4 separate regions of the Mus musculus genome follow, and all the other regions are linked to region 3. The links are chromatin loops, found by intact Hi-C in ENCODE. Cell type or tissue: left cerebral cortex. All regions are shown on one strand. Links, peaks and the distances in the headings refer to the core of each region. The heading gives the core; the rest is flanking DNA.

The links. Peaks named below come from ENCODE experiments on the same cell type or tissue, not always from the same donor. Only the 100,000 strongest peaks of a DNase experiment are listed, where the experiment ranks them.
Region 1: it touches region 3 in a loop (3-fold over the local background); 14 of 42 quality-filtered maps call a loop at or near these places.
Region 2: it touches region 3 in a loop (11-fold over the local background); 14 of 42 quality-filtered maps call a loop at or near these places.
Region 4: it touches region 3 in a loop (7-fold over the local background); 21 of 42 quality-filtered maps call a loop at or near these places.

What each region holds. Positions count from the first base shown.
Region 1 is chr4:80,949,839-80,955,176 of GRCm38, reverse strand. Lurap1l (leucine rich adaptor protein 1-like) reads right to left here. Exons shown (of 2, transcript NM_026821.5): 2 at 876-1,614. The coding sequence ends at 1,240. Among named protein-coding and RNA genes, the nearest start is that of Lurap1l, 42 kb to the right of the region's middle. In left cerebral cortex, for the core only: a CTCF peak has its summit at 2,306 (motif pointing right); a DNase peak (open chromatin) is centred at 4,683.
Region 2 is chr4:81,176,598-81,181,935 of GRCm38, reverse strand. No RefSeq gene overlaps it. Among named protein-coding and RNA genes, the nearest start is that of Gm25803, 160 kb to the left of the region's middle. In left cerebral cortex, for the core only: a CTCF peak has its summit at 3,054 (motif pointing left); DNase peaks (open chromatin) are centred at 1,530, 1,810, 2,108 and 3,029.
Region 3 is chr4:80,863,977-80,869,314 of GRCm38, reverse strand. No RefSeq gene overlaps it. Among named protein-coding and RNA genes, the nearest start is that of Tyrp1, 32 kb to the right of the region's middle. In left cerebral cortex, for the core only: a CTCF peak has its summit at 3,070; DNase peaks (open chromatin) are centred at 3,062, 4,494 and 5,207; H3K4me3 peaks cover 736 bases; H3K27ac peaks cover 819 bases.
Region 4 is chr4:81,249,689-81,255,026 of GRCm38, reverse strand. No RefSeq gene overlaps it. Among named protein-coding and RNA genes, the nearest start is that of Gm25803, 86 kb to the left of the region's middle. In left cerebral cortex, for the core only: a CTCF peak has its summit at 2,850 (motif pointing right); a DNase peak (open chromatin) is centred at 2,860.

The sequences.
Region 1 (5,338 bases), core at 56-5,055, 86 kb before region 3:
ACCAAAAGAAAAACTAAGTGTTTTGACTCACTATACATATTCAGGTACCAATCCAGAAAACTAGGAAATTTTTTTTTAGGATGAAAAAATAACATATTGGTATTTATAGTTATAATGGTTCTGCTCTTACCTTACTGTACACGTTTATGCCTTCTACTATGTCAAAATAAATATAAGAAAATATCTGTAAATCTCAAACTATCTTTAAACTTAGTATTTCAAAATAGATTCCTGCTGAAATGTTACACTTCCCAGATTCCCTGGAACCAGGAAAGACAATTCCTGAAGGGAGGCACTACAAGAGGGACCATAACACACACGTGGTAGTCATTTCTGCCATCTTCTTCCTGTGGAAAATTTCTCATCTGCCTGCTTGACTCAGAGATCCACGTGGCTGACATTGTGACCCTTCTCTGTGGATTCACCAATCTTCGCTGTCCTGCTTCAGATCTGACACACCATTCTTTCATTCTCTCCTTTATTCCTCCCACAGAAATCCAAAGGTCATTGCCGGTACTCACCTTGAAAACTACTGTCCATTTTCCTTTGAAATCTAGTAGTATAATACATATTGTGAAACAAACTCAAGATTTGTGTTAAATGCATTGCTGGAATTCTAAAATTCTAATCTATAATGTGGACACCAGAGTAGGCTAAATCGAGCCTATGCAGTGTGGGTCTTCCAAATGTCAGTGATGTGGATACATGTATCTAAGAGTACAGCTCATTGTGCACCAATGCATTCTGGCTTTGTAATAATGTCTACCTTTGTCCAAATAGCTGGTTTGATTTAACGCACAAACAGTAAACCATCTTCGTATCTTCTGGCACATAGAAATCTCAAGTCATTCAACACCACAAACCACGGTATGAAGGAAGTGATCAGACTTTGGTTTATTGTAAAATTTAGCAAAGTGTTCATATAATCCCTGACCCCTTACTCTGAAATCAAAAGCAGAAACAATTATTGCTTATTTTCCCCCTCTACTTTGTCTGTGCTACTTTAAGAGAAGGGAGAGAGATTATTACAATAAATAAAAATAGAGATGTAACAGAGAAAAATAAATCAGTCTAGATGAGAAATATTAGGAGCAACAGAAATATCATTAAGCAGTTTAAAAATAAGCTTCTTTAAAAAGGTTGCCTTATTAAAATAAATCACACCAAAAATATAGCAGCAGAGAAGAAGGATACATACAAGTTTAATTGCACACCAGTCCCATGCAAAAAAGTGGATCATTAGCCAAAGCAGTAGTACTCAGAATCCAACTTGGGATGCTTGTGCAGAGCCTGTGAGTCCTCTATGATGGAGCTGTCACTGAACTGATCCAAGTCTGAAGGGGTCTGATGACCTGGTACATCATCTGCCAAAGTGTCCAGGTAGCTCCCTACTGAGATGCCATCCAGCCCATCACTGCCATCATGGAGGCTGTTGTAGCTGCCACGTAAGGAGGTACTCTGACTCTCCAGCAAACTACACAGGCTGCCACTGAGACTGCTGCCTCGGCTGGTAATGGTGGCTTTTTCCTCGATCATCCACTTGATGGACTCGATGCTCTCATTGATGAGGAGCAATTGACGCATGAGCCTTACATCAGTGGCTCTGAGGTTAACCTAGGATGGAGAAGAAGAGAAGAAAGACATGCTAGTTATTCAATGTTCAAGAAAAATCTCAAATTTGCTCATATCACTGCAGTCCACAATGTTAAATTTACTACACACACACACACACACACACACACACACACACACACACACACACACACTTGTCTCACCCACTCTGGAAATTGTTGACTCCTAGTAGAAGTCAGAATCAAGAACTCACTTCCTGACATATGCATCAGGCTCCTAAACAGCCAAAAAGAAAAAAAAAATCCCCATTGTATTTCTGACCCCAATGAAGCTCCTTGAACACACCCATCAAATGCCAAGTTGTCTATTAAGAAATGCATTCTTTTTCTGGATTAACTTATCAGTACTAATGTGGAACTGGGTGTGACAACCAAGAAAGTGAAGAAATTAGGGAGTCCTCATTAATTTTATAGATACCTCTGCTTATTAAATGATAACATCCAACATTGTGAAAACAAAACCAACAACATTCATTACAAAAATCTAATTACCCTGTCCTGTAGGCATTATTGCTTTCATCTTTCAAAAAGAACTGAAAACCGCAGGCAAAAAAACAAAGTTAAGAAAAAGTAGAAACTGGCAACCCTTCTAACTGCATCTCCATAAAGAACACTAGGATAATTCATTTGCTTTTAAGGTTAAACAAACTGGCTGGCCACAAGAGGGCCTACTCACATTCATTACAGTTTTGAAAATAAATCCCATCCTTCCACTGGCCATAGTAACCCCAAAGACTGGCCATGCCAATTCTCTCTTTAAGACCTAGAGCTAATTCAGATATGTAGGTCTCAAGAATTATCAAAGGCATTCATTCTTGAGTGACTCAAACCACAAACAGAAACCTATTGTCATCAGAAATGTGCTTTCATGCAAAAGGACTTCCTGCTGAGGAGTGAATTCATAACTGAAGGTGAAAAGTGAATGTGTGAACAAACAGGGATGGATAAAATCTCCTTCACCAGAGAGCCAGTGGGAACAGTGTTAGGTGTATAGAGTGCTTGCCCATAGTGTTCTGGGTTCAACACTAATGGGTAGGCAAAGTTACAGAGAGAAGAGACAGACAGGGAGATAGACAGATGGATAGACAGACAGAGAAGAAAGAAAACAGTTCCACTCTAGAGTACAATTTACAAAAAGTAACAAAAACATAAATGGAAAACTAAGAAGTACAAGGCACACTTTTAAAATTCTCTAAGATATTAAAGCAACTTCTTTTTTTTTTTTTGAATTTTCTTTTTTTTCCATTTTTATTAGGTATTTAGCTCATTTACATTTCCAATGCTATACCAAAAGTCCCCCATACCCACCCACCCCCACTCCCCTACCCACCCACTCCCCCTTTTTGGCCCTGGTGTTCCCCTGTACTGGGGCAACTTCTGCATCTTCTTAGTAATATGCATAATTATACAAGCAGTAACAGGTTAAAATCAGTACTTTTTATGATGTTCCAAACAAAAGGGTATGAACTCAGCAAGTCTCAAACTTTATTTTTTAATTACTTTATGCTGCTTCAATAACCTTGCAATGACTATGACCAAGACAGAGACTTTCTGAAAGTCTTTGTGTTCAAATTTACCCACAGACCTTATAGGTCATCAAGACAGAGTTCAAATCACAAATAATACCAGTATCTACAAATATAACAATGCACATGGATCCACTGATCAGCAAAGAAAACCACTGGGTCACACTGGTACTCTTCAGCCAGCCTCTGAAGCTGAAGGACCTTCCCATGCCATTACACGCATGGAGCAAGACCAGCAGGATCTTCTCCCAACAACTTTGCAAATGGAAAACAGATGCCTGCTCCCAAATGCCTGCTTCACCCATAAAAACACCCCACCTGGGTTGAGCTCTGAGCATGCATTTACGGACCATCATCATTTATCATTTCTCCAAACCCTCCTCGTTTTTCTTGGTGGACTTTTCCCAGCTTACTGACTCTAGTCCCCCATGTTGATCCAAGAAGCTTCTGTAGCACTTTAGGTTTCTATCTTACGACATTGCTGAATTTTGTGCCATTGCATAGTAGACTGATTTGTGATATATATTACAAATATGTGTGTATATATGTCTCAGTTAGGCAAATAAGCCCCTTAGGAGAGTCATTCTTTTTTTTCCCAATTGTTTATTAGGTATTTTCTTCATTTACATTTCAAATGCTATCCCAAAAGTCCCCCATACCCTCCCCCACCCTGCTCCCCTACCCACCCACTCCCACTTCTTGGCCCTGGTGTTCCCCTGTACTGGGGCATATAAAGTTTACAAGACCAAGGGGCCTCTCTTCTTAATGATGGCTGACTAGGCCATCTTCTGCTACATAAGCAGCTAGAGACACGAGCTCTGTGGGTATTGGTTAGTTCATATTGTTATTAGGAAAGCCATTCTTACTGCTCTACTAAATTGCAAAGTCTTTCCTAAACACTTTTTAAAATTTTAGCCATATTTTAAGATCTTTGACATATCAGCTCTTAATAAATTAATAAACTCAGGCTTTCAGAAATAACATGAGTCAAGGGTTAATTTTCTATCAGCAATTTTGGTCTTGTATAGTGGTAGCATCTAATATATATATATATTTTTCAATTTAATTGATCAATAAGAAGAAAAAGAAAGCAGACTATGAAGGAACAAAAGCTTCCTTTGACCATGAAATGATTCAAGTAAGGAAATCTTTTGCTGCTAAAAGCAAAACATTCAGAGTCTATTGAGTCACTGTTGGGGAGGGCGGGGGAAGTATCATGGTTAAAAACCTGTTCACATAAATAATGATTATAGATGTGTGTCTATCCCTTTGTCCCCCGGGACAGTAAACAGTCTCTTCCAGATTGCTGGGTGTGCTGATTTCTGTGGTTGGCTGCTGGTCTGTTCCAGGAGTTCTTGTCTGTTACTCGTGGCTTTCTTCCAGAACTAAGGTATGGTTACAGTATTGATGAACCTTGGGAGAATTAGTAATCCACCAAAAACTGAGTCACAGTGCTACTCCAATGACTGCCCGACCCTTTTCATGCTATGATTCATCTCAGTCCTTGCCATAACTGCACCAAAAACAGAGTAGCTTTACACAGTGGCAGGAGCCCGTGCTTTTCTCATCTAGGCTGTTAGAGTCCTGTGACTTTATTCTGAGCATATTGCCAGTTGGGGCCCTCCTCAAGCTCAGAGCTTCCATGTTATCAGCACGTCGAACCCATTCCTGATTAGTCATGCCCAGTCGTCAAGCCCAGTTAGACCGAGTTTCATGACTATTGTTTCCTGCCTAATATTTATGACTTGCTGAAACCAATTTATTACTTGTGTGTAAAGGAGTTTCTGAGTACTAGGAACTTGGTCTGCCTAATTACCACTGCTTGCTAAGTCCTAGAGGAGTACGTGGCACATAATAGCTACTTGGTCAAAATATGTCCAATAATTGGACACCAGCTATGCACCAGATTGGACCCCTTCAGAACACTGGGGCTTTGTGTGGGCTGGTGGTATAGGACTTGAAAAGAAAAAAGTCATCAGGAATAAAAAACCATAGGACTGAAGCATTCCCCAGCAGATAATCCTGTGTCTATTCACTCACGTGACTCTGGCACTGAGTAACTGGTATAGACTCTCCCTACCTTAAATTTACAGAGTATAAGATAGCATTCAAAAGGGAAGCGGACTTCAAGCTCTGAGTCACAGTGCACACATGATTCTGTTTGCTCAGGGGTGATAACTT
Region 2 (5,338 bases), core at 237-5,236, 310 kb before region 3:
AATTATATATCCTAATTCGTAAGGTGGAAAATAGACCTTACAATGGAAAGAGTATGGTAATTGTGTTACGGGATATGATTTTTTTTTATTTTATTTTATGTTAGTTAATTTGTTGCTGTTGATCGCTGACAAGCCCAGCGGCAAGCATCTTCAAATATGACAGATTCTGAAGTATAGTGAAGGCTGTGTTTATTTTCAAATGACTGTGTTGTTGTGTACTACAGTCCAGACACTCCTGTCAAATGGGAGAAGAGAGACACAGGTTGTGACTGGAGAGAGGGCTGATAGAGGGCTCTTGCTACCTGAGCACACCTCTATGAAATAAGATTTTAAACAAAATAGAAGACAACAATTAAGAGATTGAAATGGCTCAAATAGAGAGGAAACCAAACCAGACTGAAAACCTACAATTAAAATCACTTGAACAGTAAGCTGGGTCACTTGTTTTCTTCTGTGTGGCTACTTTTTTAGGATTCTGTACCCACATGTCATGAATATATACCAGATTGAAAGACTTGAACACCAATTTTGTTTTTAATTTTTAATAATTTGAATATAATTAATGAATTGGGATTATTTTTCCATCTTGTAGAATCTACACAGAAGTTACTTTTTAAGCTAATACTTAAATAACATGGATATTAGTATTTTTTAAAGCACCTAAAATATTTCTGAAGTTAGGAACTTACTTATCATAATTACATACTTTTTTTTAATGTCAGAAAAATACTTTTCCAGACTTGAATCATGGGGAAGAAGTTTCTTTTTATCCAGGCAGAGTAGCTCAAAATAGACTGGATGGTTTCCAAGATTTTCAAAATGAGTTTTGATCTGGTTTAAGACAGTTTTAAATATTTTTCAAAGACAAGAACATTTTGAGAAAATTTTCAAAAGTTAGAAAATGAAGCTTTCTTAACAAGAAATAGATCTTACAAATTAACTGTTTAAAAACCTAGTAAAGTCTATTCAATCAAATCCAATCATCTCTCTTTTTCTACCCCCCCCCCCACACAGTGTGTGTGTATGTATTGGAAACTGAGAATTAACTTTGAAACTTATTTGGGAAACACAACTCCTGAAATAAGGTCAAAGGGATCTCTTCAAAGAGCAGCGTGGGGGCATCCTAGTGATGCCTGAAGATGAACAGTTGCACAAACAGCATGGTGAGAACCGACCTGGGGTCAACTAGAACCAAACACGCACCATCAATTGGCTTTCAAGGCAACCCAGCATAGGCGTAGACTATAGACTGAGTCAAGGCTGCTTACTGAAGGAAGAGGCTCTCCAGCAAGCTGAGATCAGAGCACGAGACACATACATCAAGTAACTGGTTTTATATCACTAGACATGAAGGAAGCTGTAAATGATGCTTTCATTTAAATTTAATTTCTGCTTATCAAGAGACACCGTGGGGGAACACCAAGTGAAGAAGCCACAGGCTGAAGAAGATAGTTCTCCAACCCACAGTAATAACAGAAAACTCACACCCACATTACAGGAACAGCTTACTATATGTGGGTTTTTGGAAAGCTCAGTTTCTAAATGGACATGTCACAGAGGAAGACCCACAACTCCTTGCGAGCATATGAAAGAATGCTCAACGGCAGTCAACAGCAGAGAGCTGAAAGTTAAAATCCAAACATGTTAACAGTTCACATATATACTATATAGTGGCTAAATTAGAATGGACAAATAGTGGCCAACATCATTCCCCAGTATCATACATACTGGCTGAGGTTGCAAAATCCTGTGTCTAAACATGGGTTTCATCTCTGAGCTACCTCATTTCATACATGAAAATATTACAAGCTGTGAAGACACCAGAAATCTAGACTATTTCTGCTCCCAGACGTTTTGGACTAGGATTTCTCTACTTGCATGTCTTAATTGTGATAGAGCTTGCACTAATGAATGTACACTTGTTGTGATTCAATGGACTGCTTCCTTACAAACATCCATTTTATTTATTAGATATCAATTACTAAAAGCATTGCCATATATAAGTATGACTTCGGATTATTTCACCTTAAGTAGCACAAGACTTAGCTGAATACAAGGAAAGGGGGAGATAAGAAGATGGCCTGGTGGATAAAGAGCTTTCGAGGGGCTGAGCTTATGTTCCTACAGATATGCTGGGTATGATGGAGGTACCATCCCAGAAGATATGTCTCTGAGAGATCAGGGACCAGTGTGTCTGGCCAATCAGTGAGCTCTAGGTTAACTGAAAGACCATGTTTCAAACATTAAGGTGCCCAGTGAAGATGACAGGGTAATCCTTATGCACAAACACACCCTGCACACGCACGCATACACAGACACACACACACACACACACACACACACACACACACACACACACACACACACCCAGATGTATATACCAAACATGTGTAGAGAAAAGAATAGCAGCTTTAATTTATTGAAAGTATTTTTGCTTCTGCAAAGGGACTGTTAGTTTCTGAGCTTAGCTGTCATTCATAGCGAGTAGGTGATTTTCAAGTAATTTATTTCTGCTTTCTTGTTCTCCAGTCGCCTGTGAATGTACATGTCCAGGTGCCTTATGCTAGGTTGGGCTAGTAAACAGTCCCTTTTACTAGGGAACAGGCCCTTGCACATTCTAGCTGTGAACATCGTAAGAACATATCAGGATATTTGCTTTGTAGGTGATTTTATTTAGGCAGCACTGGGTCACTTGCAGGAGCCAATCAAGTGCAGAGTAAAAATACTTGCATCTCAAACTAGGAAACCATGCTTTTTTTAAAAAAGCATTAAAAGTGTGGTGGAGATTTTTTTTTTCTTTTTTCTTTTTAACTAGGAGCAATACAGTGAATTGAGTCTGCTGAAGAACAAAGGAAATTCCAGCTTCAGGTGGGCAGTACCCCAGCTCCCATTTCTGGCTTGACAGCTTCTTGGCAAGAGCCATGGCATCAAGCTTGACTGGATGGGAAGGAAGTCCTGAGGGGAAGCGCAGGGCGGGGGCCGGAAGAACAGCGAGGGAGGCTGGAGCCTCAGCTGCAGCCTGAGCTCCGTTTCTACGGCGCAGCGCCAGCGCCACCATGTGGCCATCTGTGGCGCATCAGCGGGAGAAACCGAATCTCAACACATTTGCAGAGCACAGAACTTGTTCAAAGGCCTGGGAAATCCTTGAGCAAGAGCATCCTCCAGCTCTTTCCCATCTAAGAGTGTCAGAGATTTCCCAACAGCTCAATTAGTAACCCATCTGGAATGTTCGCTGTCTAGGCACTTGGTATTTGTTTCTGCACTTATCAAATAATGCTCAACGTTATGTGCCACACACAAAACGGAGCAGGTAGTCCGCACACATGGAGGACCAGTGGGACATATTAACTGTGAGATGATCAGTATAAGACAAGAACTTCAGTGTGGCAAGGAAAGGCACATCTGAGCCTGTTGGGGAGCATTCAGTGTTTACATAGATGTACGTACGCTTTCCTCCCACCCACGATGAGCACAGGAATTGATACCCTAGTAACGGCGGCCCCAGAGTCTGTTCTCTGTCTGCTACTGCTGCTGGGTTTCACCAACCTTCCTGTTGTTAAGTGTGCCTTCTGTGTGCAGGAAGAGAACCGTCAAGGAAAAAACAGTGTTACAATCCACTGTTACTCATAGCTGAGTTCCTGCACCTTGCCCGTTTTCCTTGCTTCCATTTCCTGTATCCACAGTGCTTGTGTATTCTCCAGTTAACACAGTGTAAACAACTGTTCTAAAAGTGCTTCAAGTTAGTTTGAAAAGTTAAATAAACAAGGCTTCTTCAAGGGCTTAGGGAATGTGCATGATGCCCGGTTGTGCACAGGTCCACTTGTGTTCCCGTAAGCCACAAGGGGTCATCCTTGTGGAGAACCTAGTGGGGTTCGACCATTGTTTCATTTGTGAGGTTAACTCTTCTCGATCAATGTCTCTGCCACTGTGGGGTCATGGCCATAATAATGACAGTCACCCAGAAGTTTAGATTCAAAATAGCAGACAATAGGATGCTGAAAAGATACCTGCTCACACCCAGCTTCCAGACCCGGTAGCAACGACCTCTGGGAGTGAACAGACCACAGCTCCCAAATGCACACAGGAAGTCACTCTCTGTGCCTGTACCCAGCAGGTTCCCGCTGAAGTGGGAGACAACTGCTCTAACAACCCCAAACAAGGATAAGGCAGGTAATTAGATGAGCCATGTAACAAGCTGGAAGACGTGATCTTAATGAACACAGCAGATTTGTTAACAATTACCGGAAACCGAACTGTCGGGCATAATTTATGGTTACGCCCTTAAGGAGCTGAGAGTCTTCACTAATCACTTATGCCTCATCCTGTTAGTGTATTCCCTTCTTGTTTACATGTGTGCTCAGCCTAAAGGTTGATGCCTTGGCTGAGGTCATCCCTCTCTGCCAAGTCTATTGAGAATCTAATCTCTGGTCATCAGGATTCATTAAACGTGACTGGATTTAAAGAGAAAAAAAAAAGGTATCATTTGGACCCCGAAGACCAAGTTCTCAGCTCAAAGGGACAAAGGTCAGGAAATAAAAAACAAAGACAGGAGATAGAGGACAGAGAGAAAGGCAGAGGAACAAGGCAGAGGGGGCAGGGATATCTGCCTAGGTATGGGGCAAAGGACTGCCTCTGGATAGAGAGGAGACAGATGTGGTCCACAGGAAAATGGCAGTTTATAGAGGTAAAGAGGGAAACCCTGTGTTTGGATGAGGTGTTGAATTTTAATTGGATAAGTTAATTAAGGAAGCTGGGGGGGGGACGACTTTTGATTGCTGGGTTTCAGTCCTTTGATAGCTGGACCTTGGCAATCAGCCTCAGGAGGAAGAAGTGGTCAAATAGCAATAGACCTTGGTGGTTAGCTTTAGGAATATAATCTGCTTTTAACAAGGCAAGTGGGATGGGAGAAAAGAGCAAGACCTGCCAGAGCCATGCTCACATACTTGAGTCCCTTCAAAAATCCACTAGAAGATTGGAATTGTCTGTGAGAGTGTTGCCCTGAGAGGACTCACTGAGGGTAAAAACCCACCTTGGAAGTGGCCAGAAGCCACCCTGGACATGGGCAGCAGCACCCATTCCATTGCCTGGGACCCCAAACAGAATAGAAATGAAGAAAGGAGAAAGTTTGTAGCAGCATTGTTTTTCAACTGTTTTGCCTGCTGAGCTGGGTGTTTCTCTGCCCTGACACTCTCCCCTCCTCCCGTCCCCTCCTGTCCTGTCTGTTATTTACTGAAACCCTTGTAAAAGTTCCTATTAGTTTCCTTGAAACTGTAAGCTGAACTGCCATCCCACCCTTAAGTTGTGCCATCAGGCTTATGTCCATAGAGATAAGAGAAGT
Region 3 (5,338 bases), core at 241-5,240:
TTTGGTCATGGTCTTTCATCACAGCAATGGAAACCTTACATAGACAGTGAGTGATAGAGATAAAGTTCTTCCCATGGATATCCAGTTTTTCCAGCACTGTTTGTTGATGAGGCTGTCCTTACTATAGTGTGCATATTTGATGCCTTGCTGGGAAACAAGTTGTCTGTGGACATCTAGATTTGTTTTGGGGATCTCTATAACAACTCAGATCTAAATTTCTGTTATGCTGTGATGCTGCCTTGAATACTGTGGCTTGTACTCTGTCTTTCTCTCTAAAGCTTTTAAGTTTTGATTTTTGAGAGCATGTCTTGAAATCAGGTACTATGATAACTCCAGTTTTGCTTAATTTGTTCAAGATTTCTTTGGCTAATTGGAATTTCTGGTGCCTCCATGTGAATTTAGAGTAGTTTTTCTCTAACTGTGAAAATACCTTTCCCCTTCCAGGAAAGATTTCACCATGTAGTCCTGGCTATCCAGAGTTCACCATGTAGATCAGGTTTGGCCCATTCTGTCCTTAAATTTAGAGAAGTCCTCTCACATCTGAATCCCGAGGGCTGGGATTGAAGGTCTGTGCTACCACACCTGGCCCGTTGTTTATTAAAAGAATATAGAATTCTACAGAATGTTTGATTTGAGTAGTATAAACATTTTAATTATGTGAATATTGAAGACACGGATAAACCAAACAAAGTGGATTTATGAGGGAGAACTTCAAGCTGTGTTAAATGTGAGACCGTAGTTTAAGAGTACAGGCAACTTCAGTAGAAACAGCATTCAGTAGAAACAGCATTCAGTAGACTCATGTGGGTAGGAGAGAAATAACTGAAGGACAGGAAATTTTCTTCAGAATTTATGAGAGTGACTTAGAATCCTTCAGTCAGCTTTATAGTCTTCTTGATTTATTCTCCTTGATCATTGCCAGAAGAGAGTCAAGGATAAACTTTTCATGGGAATTTGCTAAGGGAAGATGAAGAATCTGGAAGTGGCTTCATTTTTCTCTGCTGCTCACAGCTGAGCCAGCTTCTCACAAAGGGAACGTTTGTGAAGAGCTGAGGAATGGCTTGGAAGGTGCCTAGGCCCTAATCCATGGACTCGGAGTGTAACCTCGTAGGATAAAGAAGACTTTGCAGGTATGATTGAGATCTCCAGATGGGGAGATTATCCTGCATTGCCTTCATGGGTCTGAAATGCAATCACACATTTCCTGGCATAGTGGAGGAGAGCAGATATTCAATGAACAGACACAAGGAAAGCCTTGGGACAGAAGCAAATGTGAGACGCAGAGATGCAGACCTCGGGGTTTAGAGGTGGAGGAAGGCACACAAGCCAAGGACGGAAAGCAATGAGATTCAGAAGCCAGGAAGGGCAAAGAGGAGTTTTCCCTATCCTTGATGGGAAGAGAAGTCCTGAGCAAATGCTGAACTCTGCTCAGCAAAGCCGACTTGGAAATTGAGAGATTTACATTTATATACAGGATTTATTACAGTGGTTTGCAGGCTGTGGTCCAGCTAGGCTAGATCCAACGATGGCTGTCTATCAAGAGAAAGGCCAAGAATCCAGTTCAGCCCATGGGGCTGGATGTCTCTGCTCATCTTCAGTACATGATGGAATCCTGAAGAGTCAGTCAGTACCGGATCAATAGTTCAACTGGTCATGTTCCATGTTCCATGCTCCCTTCTCTCATGTCCTTTATATAGGCTGTCAACCAGAAGATGTGGAGCAGATTAAAAATGTATCTTCTTACCCCAAAAATTCAGATTAAGTATGGATCCTCTCCCAGCCTGGTCTACAGAGTGAGTTCCAGGACAGCCAGGGCTACACAGAAAAACCCTATCTGGAACCCTTTCTTCCCCCTTACCCCCCGCCTCCCGAAAAAAGAATGGGTCCTCTCACTTCAAATGATTTAACTACAAAAAATTTCCTGACAGGTGTATCCAGCCTTTAGAATTTTAGTTAATTCCAGATGTAGTAAAGTTGACAAAAAAGAATATTCCTTACAATATTTTAAACATAGGGAATCATCAATGTCACTGGAGATAACTATTAAAATGTGATTTTTGAAATCTTTACTTAAAGATACATTTTGTTTTGGTGATACATTTTAGACAGGGTCTCACTCTGTAGCTCTGAGTGGCTTGGAACTTGCTATGTATACTCAGATGGCCTCAACCTCAGACATTTGCCTACCTGTCTGCTGAGAGCAAGGCTTATTAGACTTCATTTGTTTTTTGTTTTAAACTGTGAAATAAACCCTCATTTGTGAATTGTTACCATCTATCATTTGGAGAATTTCAATCTTGTAACATGACCAGCTGAACTATTGATTGGGTCATGGCACATGTTGAGAAGTCCAGAGGCCCAAGACAGAATAAGAATTTGTCACTAATTCAAGCAGAGAAATGAATATATATACATTTATTTATCTTCACCACCATCTAGTTTAGTTCTTTAGTATTTTTGCCATCTGTATAGGAAGTTGTCTATACCAACCCTGTGATCAAGTTTCATCTCTAGAGAAGATGATAATGGTGTCTTTATGGCTGGGGAACTGTGAATTTCCGTGTTTAGCTGCACATGTTGTGATAAATTGCAATACGTACTCCACAGATTCATAACTTTCTTTCTTCTAATATTTGGTGTTGCTAGCCTTTTGGTGATAAAAGTGTAATGCAAGACTCCATGCTAATGGGCAGATTAAATTGAGTTCAGTCATCATCAATTATATCAATAACCATCTAAGATAATGGAACTTATTGAGCTTTTAAAATACTAACATCTCAGCATATGACATCCTTCAGTTATGCATGCCACAGTGAATGCCAGGGTTGGGAAATGCCTACAACGTTGCAGAAAACAGTGTGTGTAAGATGTGTTAGCCATGTTTTGTTCTTCTAGAACAAAATCTATTATGTCATCTTCACACGAACATCCATAGTTGCAAATCTGGTTCAGTTGTCAAAAGAAAAACCATTCAATTACATACATAGCACGGGCCTGCAATAAACATTTTCCTGTGCCCTTCGGTTCAGTACAGCTAGGGGCTGTAAAGTCTAGGACTACACTGACATCTAGAGGAAAGCGGCCCTAAGCACAGAGCTTTTCCAACGACTTTACAAGTTTCCTGGCTCAGTTTTCAATTTTATTATTAATTTTTGCCATGCATCTTTGCCATTCTCTTGTTCTCTAAGCTGACTATGAATTTATTTATTTTTTTTACAGAAATACTCTGTCCTAAAAAGCATAGACTAATGCAGAGAAAAAAGAAAGAAAACCAAAAATTCCCACCCGTTAGTGAACTAAGATTTCGTACAAAGATGAAGTGAATCTTTGTCACTTTCCGACCTGTCTTTGCTGGGATTAAAGTAGCTGAAAGGTGCTAAAGAAATACCTGAATAGTTCATATTGTTGTCCTTCCTATAGAATTGCAGACCCCTTCAGCTCCTTGGGTGCTTTCTCTAGCTCTTCCATTGGGGGCCCTGTGTTCCATCTAATACCTGACTGTGAGCATCCACTTCTGTGTTTGCCAGGCACTGGCATAGCCTCACAAGAGATAGCTATATCAGGGTCCCTTCAGCAAAATCTTGCTGGTGTATGCAATAGTGTCTGCGTTTGGTGGTTGATTATGGGATGGATCCCCAGGTGTGGCAGTCTCTGGATGGTCCATCCTTTCGTCTCAGCTCCAAAGAGGCCCCTTGGTCTTGCAAACTTTATATACCCCAGTACAGGGGAACACCAGGGCCAAGAAGTGTGAGTGGGTGGGTAGGGGAGCAGGGTGAGGGGAGGGTATAGGGGACTTTTGAGATAGCATTTGAAATGTAAGTGAAGAAAATACCTAATAAAAAATTGGAGAAAAAAAGAAATACCTGAATAAAATTCACTTTACTGCTTTAAAACTATGTATAGTGATAATAAAATTATTAGGACAAAATGTTAATATATACATACACACGTGCACACACACATATATACATATATCATACTTATATATACATATACACATACATATCATAACATGTATATATATACACACATACACACATACGTATACATATACATATACGTCATATAAATTCACATACACATACACTCCAACAATTTGGTACGTGTGCTATGTGTAGATGATCTGTTAGAATGCTTTCATATATTTTAAATCTAACCCGGAGTATCAGTTAAGGAAGTACATCTCCTTAATTTAAAAAGACAGATATGCATAAGCCGACTCGGTCTCAAACGTGTATTTTAGAGATGAAATTGAAACATTGTGGTTTCAGTATGGACGTAGGGAAGAGCTGAATGTTTTCCTTAGTCCAGGAACATAGAAATACATTGAGCTGGGCAAGATCTATTCTGAGGTTGCCTCTCAAAACCCTGGAAGCACCAAACAGGCAGCCGGTGCAGCGCGCAAAGGAGGCTTCTGGAAGGAATGCTGCCAAACCCAGGCGCTCCATCATGATTTGCATAAGTGCAAGCGCAGTTCCTCCTGCGTTGTAGTGCTGCACCCCAGACGCTGGGAAGCAGCTGAAGCAGCAGATGACCGTTTACTTTGCCAGAGCGCGTGAAGCAGAGAACATCCCCACATTACTCACTAAGTAATGAGGAGGGGACTGAGAAGCGTTCCGCGGTTCTGACGGGCCTGCCAGTTAGCCCCTGGGCTCTGCTTTGTGTGCTCCACACACAGCAGAGGCTCTCAGGAGGTAATGCAAATGAATCAACAGACAGCGAGAGGTCCCAGCAGCAGCAGGCAAGGTACCGCCTATGCAACAGGGCGTGATGACAGATAATTAGCTGTGACATGCCCTCGATGGCACTGGGAGGAGAGCATTCAGTTGGAAATCAGCGTGCTACAAGCTATGGCAAACCTAGAGATCAAACTTTGCAGCATACATATATATATATATATATATATATATATATATATATATATATATATATATATATTTACAGATGATTGTTTAAAAAATGTAGTTATCACTGAACTTCGTAGAACCTCTTGAAGTTTATTAAGTTCTTTTACATTAAAGCCCATACACCATCACTACAGATACACAACATACATTCTTACTTTGAGTGTTTACAAATTTATTTTTGTTTTGTAGAGCTGTCCTTATTTTAAATATAAGAAAACGGTCGCTTAGAGAAGTTATGAACTACTAGAGGACCGGCAAGCCAGTGGGGCACGCCTTTAACTTTGGCACTCAGGGAGCAAAGGCGGGCGGAGTTCCAGGCCAGCCTGATCGATGTGGTGAGGGAGTCTGAGACAGTTAGGACTAAGATGTTGGCATTTCTACATGATTTTATTTTTCTTCTTAAAAGCTGCTTGTTTGTTTGTTTATAAAAA
Region 4 (5,338 bases), core at 286-5,285, 390 kb before region 3:
TTTTGTTTGTTTTTGTTTTTGTTGTTGTTGTTGTTGTTGTTTTTGTTTTTCTTATGGTTGACTGAAGAGCAAACACTGCTTTGTGTACACTGATGAAATCAAGCTTCCTAGAGAAGCTAGAATTGGGGTGACTTGTACGTGTTTGAGGGAAGCCACATGCAGAGAAGGAGTGTGCAGATAGAGAAGAAAGGTTTTGGGCATTCTAATGCTGTACACTGACCTGCAGAGCCTCCTTAGAAGCTGAGTTTCTTTCCTACTGTGTGGCATAGATTTCCTCTGGTCTACATGTGTCCCTGAGAACATGTGTGGGGCTCATTTGTTCAGTCTTCCCACTTCCTGTTCCAGCTTGCCTCAGTCTGCTGATTGAGTGAGAAGTAAATGCTTTTATCTCATTAGTACTAGGGACACCTATTGCTTAGCTTTGGGTTTTTGCTTAATTTTTGGTCTTTTTTTTTTTTTTTTAACTTTTCCAAACCTGATTGGCATAGACTGCTTTTCTCTAAGAAGACCTTGTCCTCACCAGGCTACCGTTAGCCTCTCCTTCAGACCCTTTGCCTGCATTCCTTTACCTTTCACATGTCCTCTGCTTAATGAGATCTTATGCCCTGAAGCGTGTCATGTGTAAAATATATGAATACAGAGTATAATGAACACACGTGCTGATATATTTTTACTTCTTTAAAATAAATAAAAAATCCTATATGGATTTCAAAAATAAAATGTTTGAACATTAGTTTAACACAGAGATGTGGGTTTTTTGAGGAACATCAAAATACCAAACACAGTAACATATCATAATAACTCTTCATTGAATGGTAAATATAATTTTCCGAATATCTTTGATAAAAAATATCTGAAGGGATTAAAGTTCATAGCACTATGTTTCTGGAAACCCACCTCTTTGGCTCCAGCCTTTCATGTGAGCGGCATGGAGGAAACTGCCAGTGTGGTGGGCAATGAGGATACAGAGTGAGGACCGGAGAGGAAAATGATAGATAGATCAGCAATGGCTACTTGCTAAGTTGCAACAAGTAGTCCAGGTGATGCTGAAAAGTCAAAATGAGAGTACAAACCAGTCCTTTGATGGTCCCTGTGTCTAACTGGCTGTTCTCACGGTGTACATCTTTGCACGTGTGTGTGTGTGTGTGTGTGTGTGTGTGTGTGTGTGTACGCGTGCGTGCGTGCATGTGTGTGTGCGTGCGTGCGTGTGTGCGTGCGTGTGTGTGTGTGTGTGTGTGTGTTTGTTTTTGTGGTTGTTTTATTCTGATTCTCTGCCATCTTTATTGTCAAATTTCACTAAACACTGGCCATGCACTATAATGTGAATATGCTAATATTCCAAGCTAAATGATTGTCATGTCTGAACATTCTTCACTGTCAATAAGATTAAACAGTCAGGCGGAACACTGTGGCACCTGACCTGCTATCCCAACACTAAGGAGGCTGAGTAAGGAGGATCACGAATTTGAGGTGAGCCTGGGCTGCACGACAAAACACTGTCAACAACAACAACAACAACAAAATAAGAAATAATTTAGTTCCCTACTTTTATAAATGAGTTGAGTTTTTTAAATTGTCAACAATATATTGTAAAAGCTACCATTGAAAACTGTTTTCTAGCAAGTGATTTTTTATTTAACTCAAGTGTTTGGAAGTAGGTTTTTCTAAAGGATTAAATAATTTAATATGACCTCACCCTGTTCTAAGTCAAGGGAATTAGCAGCCAAGCATTAAGGGTGCACATTGGAAGCTGGGGTGACCAGGATGAATGAAGAGCAGCTGGGGCTGTCATTAGCATGTGCTTAGCTGCACTCTCCACAATCCAGACATTAGACCCGCCCAGCTTCCAGCCATCAGTGTATACATTTCCACCAGGAGGATCCTGAGATTGCTCAACTTCTACTGTCTTCACAGGGCAGGTCTCCGCAGGTGAGCAGCTTTCCCAGCGATTGTGTGTATGACTCAGAGTTGCTCTAGTGGCTGTGCCCATAGCAGTGTGAGGCAAGTTCCCATAGAATATTGCCACATGATAGTATTGAGACACTTAGAGGGAAAATAAAAGAGACTAAGCCAAAGAGGTATTTTGATGACTGTTGTGTTTAGTATTGATATGCTAACACACACTTGGTTCAATATCTGTGTCATAGTGATTGCAGTATCAGGTTCTGCACTGATTTAAGGTTTGGACAGCTTACACAGCATGCGTGCACTCTCATCACTTAAAGCGTGTGGCACTAGAAAGCAATGCTCTGACTGAATGGACAGCAAAAACATAAAAATAAAAATGGGTGAACTTGAGGCTAGTGCTGGCCACCATTAATGTGTTTATTTATATGGGTGAGCTCATAATGTATGTTTCAAAGGAAACATTAGAAACAGAAAAGTTAGAATTATCTACAGTAAATAAAAATGATAGACAAGAAGCTATTACACCCACATTAAAATATTTGGCTCCCTGGGGACTGTCAGCCTCAGCCAGTGATAGTTTGCACATATACAGTGCAACAGTGACCCCATTAGGCAGAGTTTCTCTTCCTTTTCTACCTTTCCAGGTGGACAAAAGGAAGAGATGCAGGCAATTGGGCAAAATAGGGGTGTTTAGAATGTGCCAAGGAGGGAGGTGAGATTTTAGCATTATCGTCATAGTGCCAATGATATTTAGCAAGTTCTTACTCAATAACATAAATTATTGAATTTGAATAATCAAAATTCCTGAAGGACAAGCCATATCTCTACGGTCCCCGAGGATACCGGCATAAAGTTGTCTTTAATTAAATGTACTTGAAATTCTCTAAAGTAAACCCGGGAGAGAAACTAAAACAAATCCACTGAGGAAGTTGCACTTCTGAGGTCGAACCACTAGAGGGCAGGAGAGCCCTGCTACTTTTGTTTTGCAACAGTCCTCTGGACACTGAGCCCCTCACCACTTGCCCTTGCCTGGTCCCCACCTCATGACTGGTTAAATGGTCTCTGCAGAAAGGGTCTCCAATCTTATTTCTAAAGTACCAGGCCTTTACAGTTCCCCAGGGACTTGTACAGAAGCAGAAAGCAAGTATGTATTTTACAGATTACATTGTTTCTGCTTTTGTGGAACTTTGTTTTTTGCTCTGGAGAAAAAAAAGGATAGAGCCACAGGCTTACAAGGTTTGTCCTTCCTTCCTTCCTTCCTTCCTTCCTTCCTTCCTTCCTTCCTTCCTTCCTTCCTTCCTTCCTTCCTTCCTTCCTTCCTTCCTTCCTCCCTCCCTCCCTCCCTCCCTCCCTCCCTCCCTTCTTTCTTTCTTTCTTTCTTTCTTTCAGAAAAGACCAAATTAGCTAATTTTTTACAAATACCTTCTTTATGAAAATCTAATTTAAAATGGGACAGTTTTAAAGACAATTTTAAAATGTAGCTAATTGTATTCCAAACAAAATATTCCATATAAGAAAACTAAAAGAATATCCACACTAAGTGCCAATGCTCAGAAGCCAGACGTTTTATTAATATTACTACTACTTCACAGAATTTTTAAATTACTTTGAAAGCACATTTTATGGTTTTCTTTTCCCACCCTCTCAATAGAGCTTTCATTCTGATAGGATGAGAGATTTGGTGGATTTTTTCCTGACTTAAGGTGAAGTCGGCTTGAGTGTCGCTTCAGGGCTTTAGTGGAGAGGATTTAAAGAAGCCGTTGTTCTCCTCCTTCGCTGACCTTCAGCCTCCTCTTGGTAAGTTTCATCTCTGGAACAAACAGAAATAAGCTTATCTGGCATCTTTGGCTTGGGACACTTAGAGTTACGCTTCTACAGACATATGAGCCTACTAAGTTTTCTTGCTGTAGAAGAGTATGATTTGAAAAACATTTTTTTTCCTTATAGAGAACATGCACATAAAACTATACTCTAGTCTTAGGCCCTTAGGATCACCAAAATAGTCTTCATTCTGTTTAATGGCAATTTGTATCCATTGAACATGGTAAATTCTGAAAACTAAGGCATGTTATCCCTGTGTGATAAGAGCCAAGGTTCACTAAATTAATAAACATCCAGTATTATTAACACTCCTGGTACCTTCTTAGTTTTTGTTAAAGTCTCCCCTCTTCACAGAAGTGCTTCCTGACACTTTACATTAAGTGGGTTTTAAGCAGAGATGACAGCTAATACTGTACTGTGTCAAACAGTGCCTTCAATTTCTAGCAAAAGTAATGCATTTTTACAAAATCCTTCTTTGTTTTCTCCCAATTTTTCTTTGGTAGCCCCATGATCTTAGTGCTCTGTCTTTCAGTAAGGGATTAAAAGCATGCAGGGTGTATACGTAGCCCCGGGCAACTTCCTGGAAGGCTTTGCTGAAGTCCCCTTTTAAGCTTAGGGCTCCTGGCTCAGCTTAGCTTTTTCTCTTAATGTGTAAATCGACTATTACTCACTCTGAAGTTCAGTCTACACTGATCCTTAGGAAACTGCAAGAATACAGTAGTAAAACAGAAAACAAACAAAGCAAAAGCAAAACAAACAACACCCCCCCTCCCGTACCTAAAGGAAAGGCCTTGGAAGACCTCCACCAGCCATGGGTTCCTACCGTCTTGGAATATGCTTTGGCTAACACTTTCGTGGTGTTAACCGCAAAGATGGTATCTTTATTTCCTTGGAGCAAAAGAAAAAAAATCTTCATGAGCCTTGGAACAGTCGTTGTAGACCTGTATTTGCATCGTGGCTTTTCTCAATTCGAACCCTGTCCCAACTTCTGTTCAATTGGCTATCTATTCCCCGGCTATCAGAGAATGGTGTGATTTCACGTTACAACTTCACTGTAAAAGCCTTTCTTTCTATGGGGAGCAGCACTCTTCTGAAGTAGCCGATTCTTCCCTTTGGATACTATCTTAAGTAAAAAGAGATCGTTTGACAATGTTAAGCTTGAAATGTAGTGACCTTGGTTAATCCATTATTAATCCAGTTCAGGTATCGTTCCAGCATGAACTGTCAAGGTTCCCTCTATTGGACACAAGGACCACCCTGACCTGGAAAATAATAGTCAATGAAATCCTTTTTATGTGGTGCTGTCTCTCTTTAGTCTTTATCTGAGGTGGGGAGAACTCCAACATATTAACTTTTTCTTTTCTCTTTTCTTTCTTTTTTTTTTTTCAAAAAGCTCTGGTTTCTTAATTCAACCATCACTTACTCAGCTCATATCACATACTGATCCCACATATACACTTTGAATACGGATACCCAAAACACTAGGAATAACCACCCCCACCCATCCATCTCCGTCTACTAAAATTGCTGGTCAAGAGCCGCACTATAAATAGGAACAGGGTGACAAGGCCCTGTCTTTAGAAATTGATAAAAACTTCGATTTTGGGTA